3 separate regions of the Homo sapiens genome follow, and all the other regions are linked to region 3. A link is a loop called in an ENCODE intact Hi-C map of the cell type or tissue named here. Cell type or tissue: Caco-2. All regions are shown on one strand.

Region 1 (8,000 bases), 90 kb before region 3:
AGAATGTTAGCACTATACTTGGGGTCCATTTTAAACAGTGAAATCAGCAAAAAAAGCACAAAAATGCAAAAAACGTAGCACAGCAAAAAGGACACTTGTTTATACTACAAGAGCTGAAACAAGAACACAGTGTGTTGCTTTGTTTGACCTCAGCTAGGAATGTGTGCATTGGGTGACTCAAATTTTATGCGGCTCTGCGCATGTCTGCAAATGTCCACGAAAGTGCTGTATTGATTTGGGGGTTATAAAAAAATTTTAGTGAGCAAGGGAATTCACAAATACAGAATCCATAAATAATGAGAATCAACTGTATCTCCATTAAGTTAGCATGATATGTCATTATATTTAATAAAACAAAACATGCAATTTACTATATGTATGTTATAAAATATATGTAGCCATGTAAAATCGTGGTTCTTAATTCCATATCTTTGAGCCAGGATATCTGAGATGATAAAATTAGATTTCTAGATGAGCTATAAAAATTTAAAATATATAATCTCAGGCTTTACATCTTTAGGCTGTAGATGTTTATCTACTTCTGTATACTTTATATACATATGATATCATATATTTTACCACATGTATAAGTGTACAATCTTAAATCTTCCTTTATTGCAGTGGAAAAAGTTGAACTGAGACAATTTTCAGTGATTATCTGAAATATCATGTTTATATTTAAAGAATATATTAAAATCTAAACACTATAAATCTGACCTAAAATATTTTTTATTTCCTCCTTCACCTTGGTGAAGAGTTGTGAGCAGAAGGTATATATTATTATTATCACACCATAAAAACTATTTCCAAATTTACGTCTCCAATCTCTTCAAAGGACAGAAAACTTTCACATTTAAAATACTATGAAGATAAAGTGCCTTAGCTTTAAGCAAAAAATTAACCATTCCAAGGGCAGTGATCATATGGAATACATTATTAGGAGCTTTCCCAGAGAAACAAAAGAGAATTTAGTCAAAATTTTGGTTCAGCAAAACAAGGGATAGGAAAATGAAGGTTTCAGAATAGGAAGGCACACTGAACTCTGCAGCTGGAGTTTCCTCAGATGTATTTCTGTTTCCCTAGTCTCGAGAGCTGGGCTTTTGCAACTCACTGTTATAGGGTGATTATATCATTGTCACTTCATCTTCCATGGGTGCAGCAGGATGGTGGAATTTTGGGGGTGGCATGTTTTCAGTGCATTGTGGTCATGAGAAGAGTCCCTCTTTAGAAACTACTGATGCTTGATGCAGTGGTAGAAAAAACTATCCAGGAAGATAAACTAGGGCGATATATAATCTTTTCCCGCTAGCCATCCAAAATTTTCCTAAATATTACATAGACAAGGAAAATAAAGCATTAAAAGTCCATCTAGATACTAAGGAGGAGTAGGGAAAGACATTACAAAACACAAAATAACTACAGTCATGTGCCAAATAATGACATTTGGGTCAACAACAGACCTCATATACAACACTGGTCCCATGAGATTATAATGGAGCTGAAAAATTCCTATCACCTAGTGATGTCGTAGCTATCATGATATTGTAGGGCAATATATTACTCACGTGTTTGTGGTGATGCTGGTGTAAACAAACCTACCATGCTACCAGTCATATAAAAGCACCTATAATTATGTACAGTACATAATACTTACTAATGCTAATAAATGACTGTTACTGGTTTACGTATTTACTATACTATTTATCGTTATGTTAGAGTGTACTCCTTCTACTTATATTTTAAAAAGTTAATTGTAAAACAGCTTCAGGCAGGTCCTTCAGGAAGTATCCAGAAGAAGGTGTTGTTATCATAGGAGATGACGGCTCACACATGTTACTGCCCCTGAAGACTTCCTTTGGGATAAGATATGGATGTGGAAGACAATGATATTGATAATCCTGACTCTGTGTAGGCCAAGGCTAATGTGTGCTTTTGTGTTCTGGTTTTTAACAAAAATGTTTACATTAAAAAAATTAAAAAACAGAAAAAAGCATATAGAATAAGGATATAAAGGACGAATGTTTTGTACAACTGTACAATGTGTTTGTGTTTTAAACCAAATATTTTTATAAAAGTCAAAAAGGCTAAAAAATGAAAGTTACAAAGAAAAAAGTTACAGTAAGGTAAAGTCAATTTATTATTAAAGAAAGAAAAATCTTTTTTATAAATCTAGGGTTGCCTAAGTGTAGGTGTTTCTAAAGTCTACAGTAGTGAACAATCATTACTAGGCCGTCACATTCACTCCCCACTCACTCACCGACTCACCCAGAGCAAATTCTGGTCCTGCAAGCTCCATTCATGGTAAGTGCCCTATACAGGTGCACCATTTTTCATCTTTTATACTGTGTTTTTACTATCAGCGATACATCTCTCATCCCCCAGTGTGTGGTCAGGCTCACTGAGCAGATTCCACTGAAAATAGTCTTCGTTTTGCACACTTAAAAATTCTTTCCAAACAAGTGTTTCTTTTTAACATTCCCAAAGCAGATTGACTTTTTGAGTTTTGTATTGCTTCCAACTCTCTCAATGTCAGAGGCCTCAAATTAATTCCAACATCCCCTTGCTGTTTTCCCTTAAGAAGCTGTGATGGTGTTGCATTCACTTTGGATTCAGTCCATTTGTGTTTATTGGAAGGCCCCTTGAATCAGCATTTCCACTGCTCTCCCACATTTGTCATGGTCCTAGAAATGCTTATGATTAGGATGGGGATCTTGATAGTAGTCTCCATCACCTTTACTTCATCCCATGGTTATGAACAGTTGTATCCAGTTAAAATAAGAAAGAAGTCATGTGGAAAAAAGGGGGACAATTGAATATTATTAGAGCCTCAAGGAAGGAAGGAAGGCCACAGGGTGAAAACCATTGCATATTAAGTAGCTAAGCCTAATAGAAGCCAAAGGAAACAGCAGCAAACTGTTACAGAAAATTCTTTTGAACTGCCCTCCGCCCACTCTCTCCCCGCTGCTGTTGGTGACACGTGGACAGAAATCCCCCTGCACGTAGACACACATATGCCTGCCTTGACTTCTGATTGACCTTATCCCTTGAACATCAGGCTTAGGCCACTTTCATGGATTCTCATGTGAACGTTCATGCCTAATGCCTGACTGCATGCCCTCCGCACCAGCCACTAATAAGAAGAAGGAGGCTTCCCCTGGCCACCCAAGATGAGGCAGTGCCCACCTTCCCTCTTGTCACATTCTATTACATCATCACATTTTATTTCTCTGCCTAGGACTTACCACTGTCTCGTGTATTCATTAGTTGACTTGTTTATTATCTGTCTTCCCCAACCAGAATGTAATTCTGCGGAGAGGCTCTGTCTGGTTTAGTGTAATCTCCAAGGCCTAGCACTGTCCTTGGCATGGAGTAGCCCCCAGGAAATATTCGTTGACTGACTGACTATGAAATGGTGGAAGAGGAACTTTGCTCCATGAGTTGTGAGTGTATGCACAGCACAGGTGTTCAGAGTGATTTTCCCTCCCCCACGTTCACTACAAAAAGTACCCTCAGTTACAGGCCCAGGGGTAATGGCATCACCGCATTGTTGACTCAACTTGTAACTGACTTCTAGCTCTGTTTCTGACTTAGTTTTGGCCTTTGGGACAGGTCAGGAGGGTGCAGCAAAAACAAATACACCAGATGACTAGAAGCTGGGATCTTGGGTTGCAGGCTTGGTTTCAGCTCTGACTCACTGTGTAAACCATGGGTGACTCACTTAACCTCTCTAATTCTGCTTCTTCATCCATCAAATATAGAGGTTAGATAGATGACACTTCAGATCCCTTGTAATTCTTCCATTCTATAATGTTCCCCTTTACCTTTCTTTAAGTGTGAGCACAGCCTAGTCTCTTCATGCAGGAGTAAACGTACTTACAAAATGTCCTGCAACACTTAGGGAAATGCCACCACAAACATTCCGAGAGCAGCATTGCTGTGAACTGCACCACTCTCCTTTTGTTCCATTGAAGATTTCAGAACACATGCTTCTTTGCTCTGCACTTTAGGAATCTTTGTACTTGAAGTGGATTATCCTTTATTTTTATATAGCATTTAATCTGAGGATATCAAGATTTATTTGCAACCTGCCATTGAGTACTATTGTTTTTTAAAAAATGAAAGGATGACTTGCTGAAATTATAAGAATCACTCATACTGTAGTTGTAGCTGTGTAGCTGTTGATGCTACACATTGGAAATTCAGTTACAAAATAGTGATTGATTGATTGATTGATTGATTGAGATGGGGTCTCGCTCTGTCACCTAGGCTGGAGTGCAATGGCACAATCTTGGCTCACTGCAACCTCCGCCTCCCAGGTTGAAACAATTCTCCCACCTCAGCCTCTTGGGTAGCTGGGACTAAAGGCGTGCGCCACCATGCGGGGCTAATTTTTGTATTTTTTAGTAGAAACGGGGTTTCACCTTGTTGGCCAGACTGCTCTCGAACTCCTGACCTCAAGTGATCTGCCTGTCTCGGCCTCCCAAAGTGCTGGGATTACAGGTGTGAACCATCACGCCCAGCCAAATATTTATTTTTTAAATTAATACATGCACAGCAGAATTCCATGATAAACACCTGCTTATTACATGAATTAAGTCTATCACTTGCCAAAATGTCTGAGCCCCACAAATGACTGGGTCTACTGAGTATGCTTCCCGACACTTTTATTTTTATTTATTTATTTATTTTTTGAGATGGAGTCTCCTTCTGTTACCCAGGCTGGAGTGCAGTGGTGCAATCTCACTGCAACCTCCACCTCCTGGGTTCAAGTGATTCTCCAGCCTCAGCCTCCCGAGTAACTGGGCTTACAGGCGGGTGCCACTACGCGGGGATAATTTTTGTATTTTTTGTAGAGACAGGGTTCCGCCATATTGCTTGGGCTGGTCTTGAACTCCTGGGCCCAAGCGATCCGCCCACCTCAGCCTCCCAAAGTGCTGGGATTACAGGCGTGAGCCACTGCCCCCGGCGCCAACACTCATTTGCTCTTCAACCAACTGAGATTTGACTCTTTCTCTTTAGTTTGCTGAATCTTCTGTTGCTTTATAATGGCTGTTGCCATCTAAAATCCAAACTTACGGTCGTGTGTTAATTTCTATCTTATTTGATAGATTCACAGCAGGTTTTTGTGCCTTCTTACTAGGTCCCACTTGGCATTCATGCTGGGTTACACATCTATGTTCTGTACACTCTTTTCTGTGTACCTGGGATGTGTTCTCAATCTCATCTGCCTGGCAAACCCATTTTTGAAGATACTACTCAAACATTTCATCCTCTTTGAAGCCTTTCTGACCCACTCTTCCTGTGCTGGGAACAACTGGCTTCTCTTTTCTGAACTAATGTTATGCCAATAAACACCAGAGTAAGGGAATTTATTCCATATTCCATTATTTCTTTTTGCATGTCTGTATCACCTACTGAGAATTCATTGTGGATAATGATTTTCTTTTTAATTTTTATATTCTTAGGCATTGCCTAGTGCTCTCAATAAGTATTTGTTGAATAAATAAATGAATGAATTACTGAAAATACAGTGACTTAATTTCTGGCCCCAACACTTACGTTTTAGAAAGGTTTTGATCTCTGCCTGTGAAATGCTCTTTGAAATGGCTTTCTGAGTAGTAATGGGATTGGAAGAGTTCGGAGAATTCCATGTATCCTATGGTGATGTCTGGAGTGAAACATGGTATGAATCAAATTGCATTTTAGTTTAAATTAACTCATCCAATTAAGAGAAGTTAATTAGATTAACCTGCCAGCAAGGGATTAGAACTGGTATTATGATGACTAGTTTCTTCCTCATAATAATGAATGTGAAATTTCACTAATGGAGTGAAATTTGTGCAGCCACCCATGGATTGATTGAATTGGCAAAAATTCAAATAAGTTAAAAAAATATGGCTCTCATTGCTTTTGACTAATTTATAATTTTTAATTGAAAAAATGATTTATTATCAGTGTTAAAGAAGACTTAAAGAAATAAATAAATCACTGATAAATCTGTCATCCTAAGCAGCAGATGTTTTTGAGTTAAATATAACTTTTGCATACATGTATATTTTTATATAGTTGTATCATGGTATGTTTTTCATTTTTCTATAGGCTTCCCATATGTGATCATCTATAATGAATGTATAGCAATATTTACCAAAATATATTCTACAGAATGCTATTTTCTTGAGATTTAATTGACATTACTTGGGGATAATAAAACATCACTGAAGTCAAATAAGTTTGGGAAATTATAAAAGTAAACAAATTTCTTCACTGTAGTATTTCTGAAAGCCTATAATATTGTAAAATGCTTTTTTAAAAGATGAGGATTTGACACATATTCTCCAAATTAATATTTACGTGAAATGTTTTCTTTTTACACTATGAAAAACTGTCACACTAAAAACTGTTTAGAACATACTTTGGGAATCAGTGATGGGTAGAATTCTGTGGTGCTGCAATAACCTAATTTACTACCCCATTCCTCTACTGTTGGACAAGGATGTTCAAACCCAAGTTTCTTAACGTGGTCGACACATCCATGTAGGGTCTGGTCCCTCTTGGCCTCATCTCCCACCCTCTTCCCCCTTGCTCACTGTGCTCTTAACACCTTGGTTTCCTTCAGTTTCTGGAACTCACTAACCTCTGCCCCCATGTCAGGCAGGGCTTTTGCACATGCTAATTTGCCTCTTATAGATAATAGTACTTTTTTTTTTTTGAGATGGAGTCTCACTCTGTTACCCAGACTGGAGTGCAGTGGCATGATCTCGGCTCTACAACCTCCGCCTCCCAGGTTCAGGTGATTCTCCTGCCTCAGCCTCCCAAGTAGCTGGGACTACAGGCATGCACCACTACACTCAGCTAATTTTTGTAGTTTTAGTAGAGATGGGGTTTCACCATGTTGGTTGGCCAGGATGGTCTCTATCTCTTGACCTCGTGATCCACCCACCTCAGACTCCCAAAGTGCTGGGATTATAGGCATGAGCCACCATGCCCACTCTGATAAATAGTACATTTATCATGTTTCCTTTTATCGAATTATTTCCCAACTTACTACCCATTTTCAGGAGACATAATTAGTAACATAAAGAAATCTAGTACTATTGGTTTCATTTTGAACCAGCACTGTGCTGCATGGCATTTTCCTGTCTTTCCAGTAACAGCCAATCACAGCTCACTATTATGGATGTCAGCCTCAACAAAACCAAAAGAGCAAGGCACATAATCGATCACAATGCCAAGACCAGTGACTTTCAGATCAGTTATTCTATTCTCTCTGTGGATGAGATCCATTGAGGGTCGGCCAGATGTCTTTTTTCAGGGGTTTTTCAGAATATATGTTTCATGTTGTTACACATCATTGCTCACAAGGATTTTGCTCAGTGTGACAAGGAAGTGGCAGTTTGCTTGCTCCTTCCACACTCTTGAAGGCCTATGGTGCTCTAAAGGAAGTGAAGGGTGACTGTTGACCTAGTTAGAGCAGCCTCCCAAGAATGCAAAATGAGACCTGGGGGACACACATCCTACTCTGTATTTTGCAGCTCATCAGTAATTTTATTAGGAAAGAAGATGAAAGTATAGAAGGAATAATTATCAAAAAGTATAAGTGACCCCAAATCATAGAGTAAGGTTTTTGGTCTAACCCATTGATTTTACAGATGAGGAATGGCAGATCCAGGGCTGAGACCACAACACAACTTCAGGAGGAGGCATTCGCATAGACAATGGGATGAATGGGGCCCCCTGGAGTTGTTCAGTGGGTTAGCCCTGTTCAGAGAAGTTAAGAGACTTGTCCAAGGTCACTTTGTAGGTTTAGCCTGCTGTTCTTTTGTGTTTGATGATAGAATAGGCATGAACTAGAGAATTACAATTTGGACTGGCTACAGTGATAGTCTAAAATTAGTGTAAAGCCAAAAGTATAAACTCAGTTTAAGTTTTGAAATGAATTGACTCAATCAAGGTGGGGGACATATTGGCTTGACAGCATTTAAATTAAAAAAGTCTCAGTG
Region 2 (8,000 bases), 52 kb after region 3:
AAACTTGGGGAAAGCCTCAAAAAGTTGAATGTCTTAGATCTCCACATTCTATTTTTTTTTTTTTCCAAGAGAATGCTTACTTAGTTGCGGGAAGCAGCCTCTAGGTGTGCAGGAGTGCAGATGCATGTCTTCCTTCTCTTCTAGTGGCTGGGACTCTTCCTGGGCTGGCATGGCAGCAACTGTGGGTGGGTGGTGCAGAATTTGTGCTGGTGTGGGAGGCCCTCATAAGTGACCCAGCCTCTGTCATTTCCGAGATGTTCATGTGGTGATGTGTCCTTTGCTCTAAAACAGTTGCTGTCATTTGTGATAGGTACACAGAAGTGTATGGACACAGGTGCAAATTCCCAGACCCTTACCTGTCACCAGGAGGCTGGTGGACTTTTCCAGGGTATTTGCCCCCTTTTCGTCTCCTGAATGACAATGTTGTGAATTGCGTGGGGGTTCAATGGAAGTGTTTTACTGACTGGGGATTTTTATTCTTGCTCATTATAATATTATCTTCTCTTTATTTCCTCATAAATACTTTAGGTTTCCTGTTGTAACTTTTGCTTTTCAATATCCATTTTATCTGGTGGTGATGATGATGATGACAATCATAGAAAACAGTTACATAGCCATCAGAATGTACCAGGCACTGCTCTAAACACTCACCTTATGTTAATACATGTAGGCCTATTATTATCCCCCTTTTATAAATATACATGTTCTTAGACCTTTTCCTTTTATTAAATTAGATTTTCATTCTTATGTTATCCAGTTTTATACCCAAAGTTTTAGTTCCTTTTAAATTTATCATTCTGAAATTTTTATTGCTAAAAATTATTTCTAAGATAAGTTGTATTGTCCAATATTTTCAATTCTTTTTCTTATTTTTGTATTCTACTTGCTTAATTACATTTAATAATTATTTTCTTTAATGCTGCCTTAGGGTTAACATTTTTCATTTTTTTAATCCACTTTTAAAAAGTTCTTTTTTTCCTATATATAGGGGATATAGAAAAAGTTACACAATAGCATAGGGACACATTCTCTCCAAAGAGAGGCAATGGTATGGGGGGAGCAAAAGATAGGGTGAGACCATCCTAGAGTAAAAGGGAACAAGAATTAACCACAAGCAACTTCGGAACCTGAATTAGATGCTGGTACAAAAACAAAACAAAACAAAACAAAACACAGCAAGCAAAGATATTCTTAGGACAATTGTGGAGATTTGAATATGAACTGGAATAATGGTTCACTTTCTTAGGTGTGGTAATGGTATCAGGGTTATGTAGGAGAATATCCTTATCCTTAGGCCATTCATGAGAGAGATGGAGAAAGTAAATGAGGTAAAATATTAACGATTATTGAATTGAAAGATATATAGGCATTGATTTCACTATTCAACTTTTTTGTTGGTTTGAACATTTTCATGGTAAAAGTTAGAAAATACAAAAAAAAACACAAAAACAAAACAATTTTTATCTTTATTATCTGTTTTTCAATTTTTGGTCTTAACTTGAGTATTATTTATATTATTATCTGTTTTTCTGTATTTTTGTCATAACTTTTTAGTTCCTATTTTATATTTTTATTGTTTACTGCTTTATAAAATTTATGCGTTTACTATTTTATAAAACCAGGTAATGCCTCTGGTCCTGGATGCTGGCTGGGGAAAGGAACAGCCTGTATATATTGGCCAAGATGATGAGATTGAAGTTGCAGAGCTTGTGTTCTCTCTGGTCACCTGCCTAGCCCCCTTATCAGATACCTCACACCTTCACTGTTGGTTCCCAAAAAAACTCATATTAACATTAAACTCATAGTCCTCTCATAAATTACGTGATAATCTAAAATGGAGAGATTTGCCCTTTTCCATCTTGCCATTGAAATTCTCATGAAAACAACAACAATAACAGAAATACCAAGTGCAATGGCAGGAGATCTGCAGGAGAAATTTCTAATGGCCCAGGACAGGTGTGGCTCTGAGGCAGGAAGACAACAGGAGATCCCCTCTCTCCACCCCTGCTGCAGAGAGGGGAATGGGGCTTAGTGGTTACCCCTAGGCCTAGATATGGTTTGTCAAAAAGAACACAAAGCCACAAGCAGAACATAGTGCAATTTCCTAAAGTGTGAGTAGACTTGAGGGAAGTTACTTTTATATTAAAATAAACATGGGTATATTTTGGAATAGCCTGCAAAAGGGAGATGCCAAAGGAATTTTATGCTTATTGAAGGCTGTTTTGAGACATCCTCTAAGACTCCCAGGAGTATAAATGGAAGAGTTTGTGAATCTCTGTATTATGATTAATTATGGGTTGGTTTGGCTAAAGAAGGTTTTGTAGGGGGAATGTTTTTGTGGGCCAATATTGATTATATATTTATATATATATATAGAGAGAGAGAGAGTATAGACAACTTTTTCTTCTTTGAATAGTAACCTACTGACCATTTGTACGTTGAAGTCCTATCCCCCAATACCTCAAAATGTGACTATATTTAGAGATAGGGCCTTTAAAAAGGTAATGAAGGGAAAAGGGGGTCATATGGGTGGGCCCTAATCCAATATGACTGAAGTCCTTACAGGAAGAGGAGATTAGGACACAGATATGCATGCATAAAGGAAAGACCATGTGAAGACATGCAGAGAAGTCAATCATCTGTAAGTCAAGGACACAGGCTCAGAGGAAACCAACCCTGCCAGTCAACACCTTGATCTTGGACTTCCAGCCTCCAGAATTGCAAGAAAATACATTTCTGTTGTTTAAGTCACCCAGTTGTGATACTTTGTTAAGGGCAGCCCCAACAAACTGATATACTGCTAGAATGGTGCTTATCAATTTTGTTATTCTGTTAATTTGTTTCATTTACTTTCCAACACAGTTTTCTCCTTTCTCACTCACTGATATCCTGACGTTTGACTTCCTGATCAGAAATGGAAGTGATGGGGTTGGACAGCAGGTGTTGGAAACTCAAATGCCTTAGGGACCATGCATGTGGATGTGCAAATCCAGGATGTAGAATAAAGACGTGTGGTGGTTGCTGTCACAATGAAGGGTGCATTCCCACTTAAAGACATTCAGATTCCAATGCTTTAAAGCCCTGTGCCAGCCCAAATGAATAAATAAGTCCTTACCTGGACTGTCTGGCAATTGCAATCCCTGCTCCAGTACAGCCTGGGCCTCATCCCCATGTTCCCTTGATTTATTACAAGAGGTCCATAAACACAGGTGCCAACCAAACCTTGTCTGTAGACTCTGTAATGCCACTCATATACTCACCTCTTAGTAAATTAAATTGCAAACTCACTTGTTAAATTCAAATTAATTTCCGAACCTTTTTTATTGGATACTTTCTTAATCATGATGATATATGGGGTTTATCCAGATTTTTTAAAAAATTCACTTTTTGAATTATAAAAGTCATGCATACGTATATGTTTATTGTGAAAAGATACATTTCTTTTCCTCCTGTGGATCTTCCCCTCAGAATTCCAGTTCTAATTCTACTCCTTGTGTGAACCCCTGAACATGCACCCATGCCCATTCATTTTTCTGGGCCCCTCACAGCAGCTCTAGCACCTCCACCTAAAAGGATTGAAAGGGAAGATGAGACCCCATTGCAGAATATTTGAAGTGGTTACTCATCAGCCCTGTATATACATATTAAAATTCTCTGAGTTGTTACAGCAGCTGTTGCAACTGAAAATAATTCAGCAAACAGGATCATTTTCTGTGTAGTTTATGGGCTCGGGAACAGTCCAGAAGCTTTGGAATTTGAGTTACTGTCAGCCCGCTGCTCAGCCAATCTCCACATGTCACAGGCTGGTAATTTGATCTACAGCTCCCTTGAAGTGAGTTTGTACTGAACACAGAAAGCTCTTTTTTCCCCCTTTTTGCCAAACGCTAAATAGCCTTTTATGTGTGTCTTTTTTCCCCTTACACAATCACGATTTGATTCAACAAAAATATTACACACCTTCTTCCTGAGGATTTTGTGTCCTTTTCTTGGACTCGCAGCTACACATTTTGGGCAGCAAGTTCCCTTGTTCCCTCGGCAGCTGCCTGCGCGCAGTCCTCCGGAGAGCCTAGGCCTGGGAGAGACCGCCTTGGATTTAGCTGGGCCTAAGAAAACACAGGCACAGCAGTGAGAAAAATATTATCTTCCAATTCCCCTTCCTTTCAAGACTCAGGAAATCTGCTTCTTTTCAGTGCTCTTATCACTGCTGTGAAGTTTTGATTTTTCCAATCTCCAGTGGTGGTTTAAAAGGAGCTTAGAGCAGAAGCTGAAAGGGCCTCCTGTATTTAGAGAGCAGAAGCCCCACCTGCTGTCTCTGGGGCACCTCCCAGTGGCCAGGGCCAGGGGGTGTGTCTGATGATGGAGACAGTTGGAGCCACTTCAGCACTGGCGCCGAGTTTATTTCATCTGCTGATATTTAGATTGTGGTGGGGAGGGCAGAATGCCTGATGATGCCGTCAGTTCACCACCATGCAACAGGTAGCCTGCTTTCCAGCTACTTTGCATGATATCCAGACTTTCTGGCATCAAGGCTTGGTGGCTCACAGGGCTTGAGGCAACACTACTCTGTAGCTTCCATTTTTTTTAGTGATTCCCTCACCGGTGGTGGATCTACCTAAGATCACAGTGGCCACGGTGGTATGCTATTTTGGGTTACTGAAAACTGAAACCTGTTTTTCGCTGAAGACAGTTTGCCTAACAGTTTAATAACCTTTATACTTAGAATATCAGGAGTCCTGTCTGTCTGATCAGCCAGTGGTACCATTAAGGAAAAATGAAAGATTGGTTTTCAGAGTCACTGAAGTTCTGGTGATATTTTAAATAAAAATTGAATACTTGGACATCTAAACTTATTTGATTGAAGCCTTGGGATGCCTAAAGTCATTGTGGTTGAGATTATATCTGTTTATGGCTGACAAAAATTATCATAAGTGTATAGAGTCTTATGTTGGGGACCTTGCTGTCCATCTCGAGACCATCTGCAGAAAATCCCAACAGCTGCAGTTTACTTCTCATTTTTCAGAATAGAGATTGATTATGAAGGAGGCACAAAACAAACCAATAAACAAAAAACCCAAATATTTGATTATGGCATTAACTTTATGGTCATTTCTAGAGGAGTGTGTGAGAGACATTAACTAGGTTCTGATTCTTGGAATAGATTAGACATTGGCCTTGCACCCAGCTCCACGGAATGATGTCCCCAGAAGGCCTTGCTTGTGCCTGGACACTGATGTCTGAGGAGTACGCTTCCCTGAGCTTTCCATGGGTCAATCTTAGAGGGCAGGGCTCCATGATCCTGGCCTTGACTGAAGGGGGAAGGATAGATTGGAGGTTTTTCCAAAGACTCACTGGAATTTGGAGATAAAATATTTAATAGGTTGAAAGCCTTTACAAGGGAGAACTCTGGTCTCCCTGTGAACGATGACCAAATATGGTAAAAATGTTCCCATTTCTGGTGGATCAATCAGTCCTTAAATATTTCTAGAATAACTTCCATGGTTAAAATCTGGATCCAGATTTTCTAATGAGCAATTTGCAGAAAGAACCCACCTGCATCAAATGGCAAAGTCAGAACCACGTGCAAGAGTGAACTGCACAGCCCTTGCTTAGCAACATGCCGCTTGTAGCCCACTGGGGGTGGAGTGCCCTCCAATCCAGACTCTACACTAAGAAATTAGGTAATTCAATGGCAATAGTAATTTTAGCTGCAGTTTAAGGAACGTTTACAGCTTTGAAACAGGAAATGGAAAACAATAAGTAAGAAACTATAAAATAAATTGAGCACATAGCTTTCTGTTACATTTTATACCCAGTGGTATGGAAAGTTTACTTAAGGAAATGACAAGGCTTATTTAGAGGACCAGCAACTTCTGGAGTCTTTTATTGAAATGGAAATGGGAGCAATGTTGGATACTCTTAAGGCTATTTCTTTGTAAATTCCCAATTGGGAAGCTTTAATATGTGTCCAGAAGGATTTAAAGACATTTTTCTTTTAATATTTACATGCCATATTATAATAAGATGAATCTTTGCTGTGAATTTGAATCTGAATATTAATGTTGGCTGTATTTTATTGAGTGATTATAGTGAGCCAGGCTCTGTATTAAGCACTTAAAATGACTGAGCTTATTTAATTTATTTAACATTATGATGTAGGTATTATTATTATCTCCATTTTACAGATGAGAAAACTGAAGATAAGAAAAATTCTGCAGCTTGCCTAGAATATGGCTGCTAGCAAATGTTGTAAAGGAACTCAGATCTGCCCATTCCCAGAGCCTGAGGTCTTAATCTATTCTGCTGACTTAAATTCTGTATCATGAGTTTCACAACCTGAAGCTTGGGAACTCCTGTGGAGCCCTGGAGTGATGTTTAAGGAATACTTCAGTGAGCTGTACACACTACAACTCCCATATTGCATTTTAGTTTTTAAAAATAGTTTCTTTAAAATAAATGCAAGAGGGGTCTCTGAACAATATGCTCAGGTCTCCAAACTGGCTGAATTTACCACGGACTATTTTTCTAGCATTTGGATTTTAACAGAAGCAGAGCAAAGTTGGGATGACCACACCCTTCCTGGGCTTCAAGGACTTTAAAAATGTCCTGGCTGCCCCAGAAGTTGGAGAGCTCTACATTTCAGCGTTGGTGGTGTGTGTTGTCTGAATGAAATGGGTTAGGGGTAGTGGGGAGATAAGAGGATTTATAGCCTAAAGAAGGTCAGGGAATCCCAGTGGCCCACCTGCTTTAGAGTCTCAATTTTCTCAACTTTAAATGGAAATGATATCATTACCTATGTAATCTGAGTGTTGTTAAATGCATTAAATTAGGCAATACATGTGAATAAAGCTTATGAGTTATTATTTTGGAGGTATTTAATGTGTTCTCCCCTCCTTGACAGTGGGCTGATATTTTACCATCCTGTTTCTAAGGCCCTGTTAAAGTTGTTTTTCTGAGCGTGCTCTATCCATCAGGATCCTGGCAGGAAACAGATGGTGCGCTCATGCTGGGAAGAGTTTAATAAAGGAACTGTTTACAAAAGTGTGCGCAGGATTTAGGAAAAGCAACAAGGGATGTTGCAGCGCCCCAGTAGAGGGCCATTACCAACACTAAGCCAGAAGGGTGGAAGGAAAGGAGTGTTTACCAGCACCTAGAGAGGTTTTTGAGAGGGCTGCCTGATAGTTAATGTGGCCTTTGGTGGAGGAATGCAATCAAGTCACAGAAACCTACCAGGGAGAGATCTTGGGGGAAAAATATCCTGACCTCACTTTCCTCCCTCCCTTTAATCTCCTGCAGGTATTCTCCACTGGTTGAATGCAAATGGAAGCCAGAGGAAAAGGGAACCCTTGACACAGTTTTCATATAGATTGGCCTCCAGGGCAGACAGCAGGTGAGAGTGGAGAGTGGGGCTGGGGGACAAAGAGCAGGTATGGAGCACAGCATGTGGCTCTCCACATGTTTACCAGTAACCTTCATCACTCTTGCCAGACTGGACCGAGAATCAACTCAGCCCATAATTATGCTGTCGTGGTGCCTCTACCTCCTTTTCTGTGTTTTCTCAATTTCCAGAAACTTATTCTCCACTTCCAAGCTGTCTTGTGTTCTTTTGCTCCTCTAAGTCTTCTTATTGTGGAAAAATGAACACAAAAAGTTAACTCACACACTTAAATGTCTTATGCCTAATTGTTACTTTAAAATGTGCATACTTATTTTCACTTCTGGGATGGCTAAATTGCTACCAGACTGACCACAGATAAACAATACAAAGAACAACTATCTGAAGGTGAGTAACTGTAAGCAGATTATGGGGATTAGTTGGCACATGTGTGAAAGGATAAGACAAGGTGTGTCTTCCCCTATTTATGGTTTTTAGCTTAAGAGCAGGCCTTAGACAATGCCCATAGTCTTTCTGGCCTGACGAACTAGAAGAAAAAGTTGAGAGCAGCCAGAGCCAGAAGAAAGTGAGAGGAAACCTCTAAAAGAAGAGTGCCAGAGAGGGGAGC
Region 3 (8,000 bases):
TTCCCACCTATGAGTGAGAATATGCGGTGTTTGGTTTTTTGTTCTTGTGATAGTTTACTGAGAATGATGATTTCCAATTTCATTCATGTCCCTACAAAGGACATGAACTCATCATTTTTTATGGCTGCATAGTATTCCATGGTGTATATGTGCCACATTTTCTTAATCCAGTCTATCATTGTTGGACATTTGGGTTGGTTCCAAGTCTTTGCTATTGTGAATAGTGCCGCAATAAACATACGTGTGCATGTGTCTTTATAGCAGCATGATTTATAGTCCTTTGGGTATATGCCCAGTAATGGGATGGCTGGGTCAAATGGTATTTCTAGTTCTAGATCCCTGAGGAATCGCCACACTGACTTCCACAAAGGTTGAACTAGTTTACAGTCCCACCAACAGTGTAAAAGTGTTCCTATTTCTCCACATCCTCTCCAGCACCTGTTGTTTCCTGACTTTTTAATGATTGCCATTCTAACTGGTGTGAGATGGTATCTCACTGTGGTTTTGATTTGCATTTCTCTGATGGCCAGTGATGGTGAGCATTTTTTCATGTGTCTTTTGGCTGCATAAATGTCTTCTTTTGAGAAGTGTCTGTTCACGTCCTTTGCCCACTTTTTGATGGGGTTTTTGTTTTTTTCTTGTAAATTTGTTTGAGTTCATTGTAGATTCTGGATATTAGCCCTTTGTCAGATGAGTAGGTTGTGAAAATTTTCTCCCATTTTGTAGGTTGCCTGTTCACTCTGATGGTAGTTTCTTTTGCTGTGCAGAAGCTCTTTAGTTTAATTAGATCCCATTTGTCGATTGTTTATGACAATTTTCTTAGGCTAGATTTTGAGAAGAAAAATAACAGGGTCAAAGGGAGTGAAATTTTAAGGCTTGTGATATGTATTGCAAAATTGCTTTCCAAATAGGTAATATAAATCTAGCTCCCATTAGCAAAGTACGAGAGTGATTATTTTATTGGTTACCCTGTCATTGCTGAATATGATTATTGTTAATTAGATGGTTGAAAAATATTATCTTCTTTTTATTTCTATTCTGGTCTACTAGTGGAATTAAATTCTTTTTTTTTTTTCTTTGAGACAGTCTCTCTCTGTCACCAGGCTGGAGTGCAGTGGCGCAATCTCGGCTTACTGCAACCTCCGCTGCCCAGATTCAAGCGATTCTCCTACCTCAGCCTCCTGAGTAGCTAATTAAATTCTTTTTTATACAGTTATTAGTAATTAGTACTTTTTTAATGAATCTCAGTTTATGTTCTTTGCTCGTTTCTTTATTATGGTTTTTAGTACTTGTTTCATAAAAACTTTTTATTTATTAAGGATGCCAATAATTTGTCATATGCAAAGTTTTCCGAGTTATTTAACAGAAGTTTCTAATTTGTATGTAATTAGATCTACTTGTCTTTTCTTTTTGATTTCTAGCTTTTATATGCTCAGAAAGTCCCTATCCTATTAATCAGATATTTTGTCTATGTGTTTGAAAGCTAGATGAATTTTTAATATGGTGCCCATAAGATACTTCAGCAACCTGGTGCAGTGCCTAATAAATACGGCACTTGGGGACATGATGTGTGGTTACTAGAAGTTTGCCTAATAGTTAGATCTCAATAGTCATTGGTCACTGGGATGAATATTCATTAAACCATGTTTTGAAAGAGGAATAAATATTACCCAGTCAAACAAAAGGGAGAAGAATCTTCCAGATAAGGGACCCATGACATGAAAGGGTACAGAGGGAAGAAACCAAAACCATGATGTGCAAGGAATGCCTGCAGCAGGAGCTCAGCATACATGGTAGGGAAGGTGTTAGTTAGGCATGGCCAGATCATGCAATTTTCAGGCCATGATGAGAAACTTAATTTTACATAATAAAAAATGAGAAATCATTACAGGGGTTTAAGTAAGAAAGTGATGTGGGCCATATTGACATTGGGAAATTTAGGTACATTACTTCAGTTTACTAAAAATAGTGGAGAAGAGAATTGGAGTAGATGAGATTTGAGTCCTGGCAATCCATTAGGGAAAAAAGCAAGTTACACTTAGCAGCATTTAACAAGTGTGGGCTGGGCATGATGGCTTACATCTGTAATCCCAGCACTTTGGGAGGCCAAGGCAGGAAGATTGCTTGACACCAGGAGTTTGAGACCAGCCTGGGCACCATAGTGAGACCCCTTCTCTACAAAAAATACAAAAAATTAGTTGGGTGCCTATAGTTCCAGCTACTTGGTAGGTTGAGGCAAGAGGATCACTTGAACCTAAGAGGTCGAGACTGCTGTGAGCTATGGTCATGCCACTTTATTCCAGCCTGGGTGAGAAAGTGAGACCCTGTCTCAAAAAAAAAAAAAAATGTGGAAGGTAGTATCATTTGAGCTAGAGAGGAATACATTCAGGAGATATTTAGATGGTAGAATTTTTCCACTTCCCCTTGATCCTCAAAGGAGGGCCAGGCTCATGCCTGTAATCCCAGCCCTTTGGGAGGCCGAGGTGGGTGGATCACCTGAGGTCAGGAGATTGAGACCAGCCTAGCCAACATGGTGAAACCCCATCTCTACCAAAAATACAAAAATTAGCTGGGTGTAGTGGGGGGCACCTGTAATCCCAGCTACTCAGGAGGCTGAGGCAGCAGAATCTCTTGAACCCGGGAGGTGGAGGTTGCAATGAGCCAAAATCATGCCATTGCACACCAGCCTGGGCGACAGAGTAAGACTCTGTCTCAACAAAACAAAACAAAACAAAACAAAACAAAACAAAACAAAACAAAACAAAAAACAAAGGACACAGCATAGCATAGAGAAAAAAAGATCTGGATTGGAAATCTGAAGCCTGGCTCCACCACCAGCACCATGATCTTTACTAGTTACCTCCCCTCTGAGGGCCTCTACTTCCTTATTTGTATAAGGACTTTCTGAACTAGATGATCTTTCAAGTGTCTGGCAGTTTTAACACTTCTGTGTTCTTGTAGTTTTAGACACCAGCTTAGTGTTTCGAAACTGTAAAATAGCCTGAGAAATCTTGTGAAAATAGGAACTTGCACTTTTCTAGGATTTTTGTTTCCTGTTTTTATAAAATTTGAGCTAGTGAGGACTAGATATCAGGATGAGCCCCTGCCTGCCTCTTGGCCAGCTTTGTAGAGGGGTTTCTGATGCCCAGAGGAGAGGCAGTTTGAGTAAGGGCAGCCGACAGCAAGCATGGAGCTCGCACACAGCTCTCTCGCCTTCCAGGCGTGGCTCAGTGGCACCATCCTTGTGGCCTCCTGTCTTGTGACCATGAGCAGACACGCTCGAATATGATGGCCATGTAGCCAACTAACTACAGCTGTTGGAAGCTCAAACCCGTGGTTCAAATCCATTGGCAATTTTGGTAAAATCTAGGGTTTGGCTCATTCAGTCTAACAATGCTCACCCGACTGTGTGGCCAGTAATTTACCAAAAACAGTATAGCTTGTTGCCATTTTCATCTTTAGTGGAGGCAGAAAAATGGAAGGATATAGAAAGAGAAATGTCTCGCCTTTCAGAAGCTCCTTGCTCTTTGGTATTTAGTTTGCTATTTTCTGTCATTTTTGTCTTGAGTCATTAGAGTTGGGTTTCTATTCTGCTGTCTGCCTTGCAATGTTATCTAAGGAATCTATAAGCAGCTTAACCCTGTCAACGGAAGATTGTACTAAAACAGCCTGTTCAGGAAGCCCTGGAATTCCACGCTTCAAGCCATTAGCTGTGTCTTGCTTACATGAAGCTTATCACGCCACCCTCAGAAAATTTCCATCTTATCATGGGCGGCATTGTAAATAATGGAAAAAACTGTCTGAAACTGTTTGAATGTTTTCTTAGATTATTTGGAAATTTCCAGCTTTGTGCACTAGACAGAAGACCTTTGACCTCTGGGATGACAGCATAAAGGCGAGGTATGCCTTCTCTTACTTAGCCAGGGAGGGCCCATAATGACTGTGCAGACACTTTCTATTATTTTTGTCATGAAGTCTCTGAATTTAGTCACCGAGCCTATGGGAAACAAATTCGCTTTAGGAAAAAAAGCTTAGCAAGAAGAATTCATTCCTCAAGTGTAACACCTTTTTTTTTTTGAGATGGAGTTTCGCTCTTATTGTCCAGGCTGGAGGGCTGGAGTGCAAATGGAATGACCTTTGCTCACTGCATCCTTGCCTCCCAGGTTCAAGCAATTCTCCTTCCTCAGCCTGTGGAGTAGCTGGGATTACAGGCACCCACCACCACGCCCAGCTAATTTTTTGGTATTTTTAGCAGAGATGGGGTTTTACCATGTTGGCTAGGCTGGTCTCAAACTCCTGACCTCAAGTGATCCGCCTGCCTTGGCCTCCCAAAGTGCTGGGATTACAGGTGTGAGCCACCGCGCCCAGCAAGTGTAACACTTTTAAAGGTCTTTTATTTATCTGCCTATAATCTTAAGAGTGAGTTTTTAATTAAATTTTGTCACTGAAAATTTATTATTCCTTTAGGAAGCAATTTTGTGGGGGGTGCTTAGGTTAATATGTAATTATATACTTAAAATTCTTCTAGGTTCATTTAAAGATAAAGTAATATATCAGTTATTACAAGATGCCAAAGGCTAAAACATGCAATTTTCTCAGTCCAGCTCACTTTTTGTTTCCAAAGCCCTTTGCGTGCATTAACAATCTTTACACATTATGAAGTCACTGTCGCCATTTAGCCCACCTTTGCATCATGGGCTAAAATGGATGCAAAGGGTTGGTTAACTCAAAGCCATGTACTTTATTCCACCTAAATTTTGTTCATTCTGTTATTCAACCTGAAATATCCTTTCCCCTCAATTTCTGCCCGTGAAAATTGTATTTGTCTCTTAAGATTCAGATCAAATATTACCTTTCCTTACCTCCTAGGGTAGATTTCTAAAGAAAAGGATCTGTGAACATTTAGGAAAGCAAGCAGTGGTCACCAGGAATTTGTGTGGATTGCTGATAAAGAAGTCATTCTGCACTAACTTCATCTCTTCTTTGGCATTATGGCTCATCTGATAAATAAATGCAATAGACATATCTTTGGATTTCAGTAAGTCTTTGATAGAGTCTCTCTTGATAGGCTTTTGGTCTATCAATAGTACAATTAGGGGGATTAGTAACTGGTTAAATGGCTAAAGCCACAAATGACTGAATAATGGCTTTTGGCCTGTGAAATATTTCCCGTGAAATGCTGGCATGCATTTGTCCTTGGCCTTGTCTTAGAGAAAAAAATTATTAATGATGAATCAGTCAGAATAGATGTAGATAATGTTGTAGTATTGAAGACCCCCCACCCCATCCCCACTGCCAATTTAGTGGTTTAAAACAATAAATATTGATTTCTCTCACACTACTTGTTCATCTTGAGATGATGGGGGCTGGATGGGTGGGGTCTTTGCTTTGGGTTATTATTGCAGTCATTATTTGGAACATCGTTGGCTGCCAAGGCCATGTGAAAAGAGATGGTGAGGAAGCCCATATGGATGCACAACCATACACACCTCAAGTGAATGGGTGTGCAAGGCGGCAGTGTGCCTGCAAGGAGAGAAATGCCATGTTTGTGAAAAGCCCTAATGACCACCACACCCATTGGGATGGAAACAAGGTGTTGGTGGATGACACAAAATTAGGTGTATAGTGAATAGGATTTTCCCTCAGAGGACCTGATAGGAGGTTCTGAACTTTTTCAGTAATTATTTAGATGACTCTGGGCAGATCACTTAACTTTCTTCAGTCTTGGTTTCCTTACCTATAGAATAAGACCATCAGTGATATTAATGTGTCTGGGTGATGGTGAGGTGCTGTCTGGCTGGTACTGGTGTCTCTGAGCTTGGAGTCAGGTTTCTCTATTGGTGCTTTATTCTTAGATGTATAAAAGTTGTTAATTGTAAAATTTTTATTATGACTGGTACCATTATCAATTTTTAAAAATTGGCTTTTTAAAGTTGAATGTAATTTGTTTTGAATTGTATATTACATTTGTCTGATATATTTTTGCCAAACTTAAAAAACAATGTGTCAAATCTCTTATAGATAGCTCATTGTTTTTTATTCAGTCTGAAAGCCTTTTTCTTTTTTAGTACAGCCATTTGATTCATTTATATTTATTCCCAGCACTTTAAATTAATTTTTCTTTCAGGCATCTTAACTTACACTTTCGTGTCTATATTTCCCTTTTATTCTGATTTGTGCTGTATATACTACTTGCTTTGCATTTGCCTCTCTGTAAACATCCTGATTTTCAATCTACAAATATATACCTTAAATAAAGAAAACCCTAACTCATAAAGCTCATCTTTTTTGAAATATAAAAATCAAGAATAAAAATAAGCATTTATGACTCCAAATTTTGAACGCTGAGCTATGTGGGACTTTAAAAGTTTAATGTGTGATTATAAATGCCACATTTAATTTTTTAAAGTGGTCAATATGTATCTCTTTATAAAATATTTTTCTTTTTTTCTGTTAAGATTTGCAGTGATTATTCAGACCTATTAAGCTGGTGCAAAAGTAATTGCGTTTTTTTGCTATTACTTTTAATGGCAAAAACCATGATTACTTTTGCACCAACTTAATATATCTGTAATTTAACAGGTTTTAATGCTTCCTGATAATCCTTTTTAGTTACAACTTCTCTCTTCTTGAGTTCTTTTTTGTTTTATTTTGTTCTTGTTTTTTGGGACAAGGTCTCACTCTGTCATCCAGGCCGGAGCACAGTGGCGTGATCACAGCTTGCTGCAGCCTTGACATCCTTGGTTCAAGTGATCCTCCCACCTCACCCTCCCCAGGAACCATGCCTGGCCAAGTTTTTATGTTTTTTGTAAAGACTGGGTTTCATCGTTTTCCCCAGGCTGGTCTCGAACTTCTGGGCCCAAGTGATCCACCAGCCTCGGCCTCCCAAAGTGCTGAGATTACAGTCATAAGCCAATGCACTTGGCCTCTTCTTGGGTTCTTAATTGCATTTCATTTCTGTGTACTAGGGACTGTGTACTGCAGGAACTTTATTCAGAAAGATATTAGGAGATTTTCTGAGCCTCTGCATCTGAGGATGCCTTTCTGCTGTCTTTCTACAAGAAGATCAATGACTCTATATGAATTCTTGGGTCATACTTTTTTTCACTTAAATTCCGGAAATGCTGCTCCATTGCTTTAGTGTCTAGTGCCTTGTATGAAGTTGGCATGCTTTGCCAAGCTTATTTAAAATTAGAGTTGCCGAGGATAAGTCTAAAGTTGACTTTTGATCCTTTGTAGGAAAAGCAGCCACCTCCCATTCTCTAGGCCTAACCAGTCTCTGGGGCCCCTGGCATTTGTCCTGCCCCAGGTGCTGCTGTGACGACCAGCTTTGTGTGGCCTCCAGTGGACTTCATATGGACATAGCCGACCATGCCTTGCCTTGTCAGTCCCACATCCCTCACCTTCGGACCTGGGCTTCCCTGTTGATACAGAGGCACTGGATATCTTGAGACTTGCTCACCATGACGTATGTGCACCCAGAAATGCATGGAAGTTTACATCACCAGGGGCACATTTTTGGCCAACACGAGGTGGGGAGGTAGTGGGTAAAATGTTTTCCCTTCCTTCTCAGGACAGAATTGCCATGGCTCAAAAGGCCCCGTGAAATTTTGAGAAATCTGTTATGCTTGATACTAAGGATACCTTGGATATTTGCTCTTCCTTGCTCTCTTCCTTTCTCCCAACTTCTGTTTCCCTGGGGTTGTTTTACACCCACCAAAACAATAGCACCTAAACCTTTGCCTCAGGCTTTGTCTTTACAGAAACCCAGGCTAAAACAACAGGTAACAAAAACAGGTGGTTTTTGCTTGAATACTTCTAGAATTTTTTCTTTGTTTTTGGAATTTAGAAAATTTACTAAAACAAACTAGATATAAACTTCAAAACTGCTGCCTGGATCATTGTGAGAACTCTCTACATCCAGACTTGGATTAAAAAAAAAAAATCAGGATAGTTTTTTCTAGTATTTTATCTATTCGTACTGTTTTATTGTTTATTTT

The links. A loop is a pair of places that touch in the nucleus more often than their neighbours do. Peaks named below come from ENCODE experiments on the same cell type or tissue, not always from the same donor. Only the 100,000 strongest peaks of a DNase experiment are listed, where the experiment ranks them.
Region 1: a loop joins it to region 3, with 6 times the contacts of the local background. A loop is called at or near these places in 2 of 110 quality-filtered maps.
Region 2: a loop joins it to region 3, with 3 times the contacts of the local background. A loop is called at or near these places in 2 of 110 quality-filtered maps.

The regions. Positions count from the first base shown.
Region 1 is chr13:50,241,589-50,249,588 of GRCh38, forward strand. The region is part of intron 2 of DLEU1 (deleted in lymphocytic leukemia 1); the gene reads left to right. Among named protein-coding and RNA genes, the nearest start is that of DLEU2, 120 kb to the left of the region's middle. RefSeq lists enhancers at 2,629-3,828, 7,467-7,982. In Caco-2, no CTCF peak of the experiment used is centred here; a DNase peak (open chromatin) is centred at 3,583.
Region 2 is chr13:50,382,905-50,390,904 of GRCh38, forward strand. It overlaps DLEU1 (deleted in lymphocytic leukemia 1), which reads left to right. Exons shown (of 7, transcript NR_109974.1): 3 at 7,294-7,387. Among named protein-coding and RNA genes, the nearest start is that of DLEU1-AS1, 140 kb to the right of the region's middle. In Caco-2, no CTCF peak of the experiment used is centred here; a DNase peak (open chromatin) is centred at 4,337.
Region 3 is chr13:50,331,367-50,339,366 of GRCh38, forward strand. All of the region lies in intron 2 of DLEU1 (deleted in lymphocytic leukemia 1), which reads left to right. Among named protein-coding and RNA genes, the nearest start is that of DLEU1-AS1, 190 kb to the right of the region's middle. In Caco-2, no CTCF peak of the experiment used is centred here; DNase peaks (open chromatin) are centred at 3,223, 3,725 and 4,165.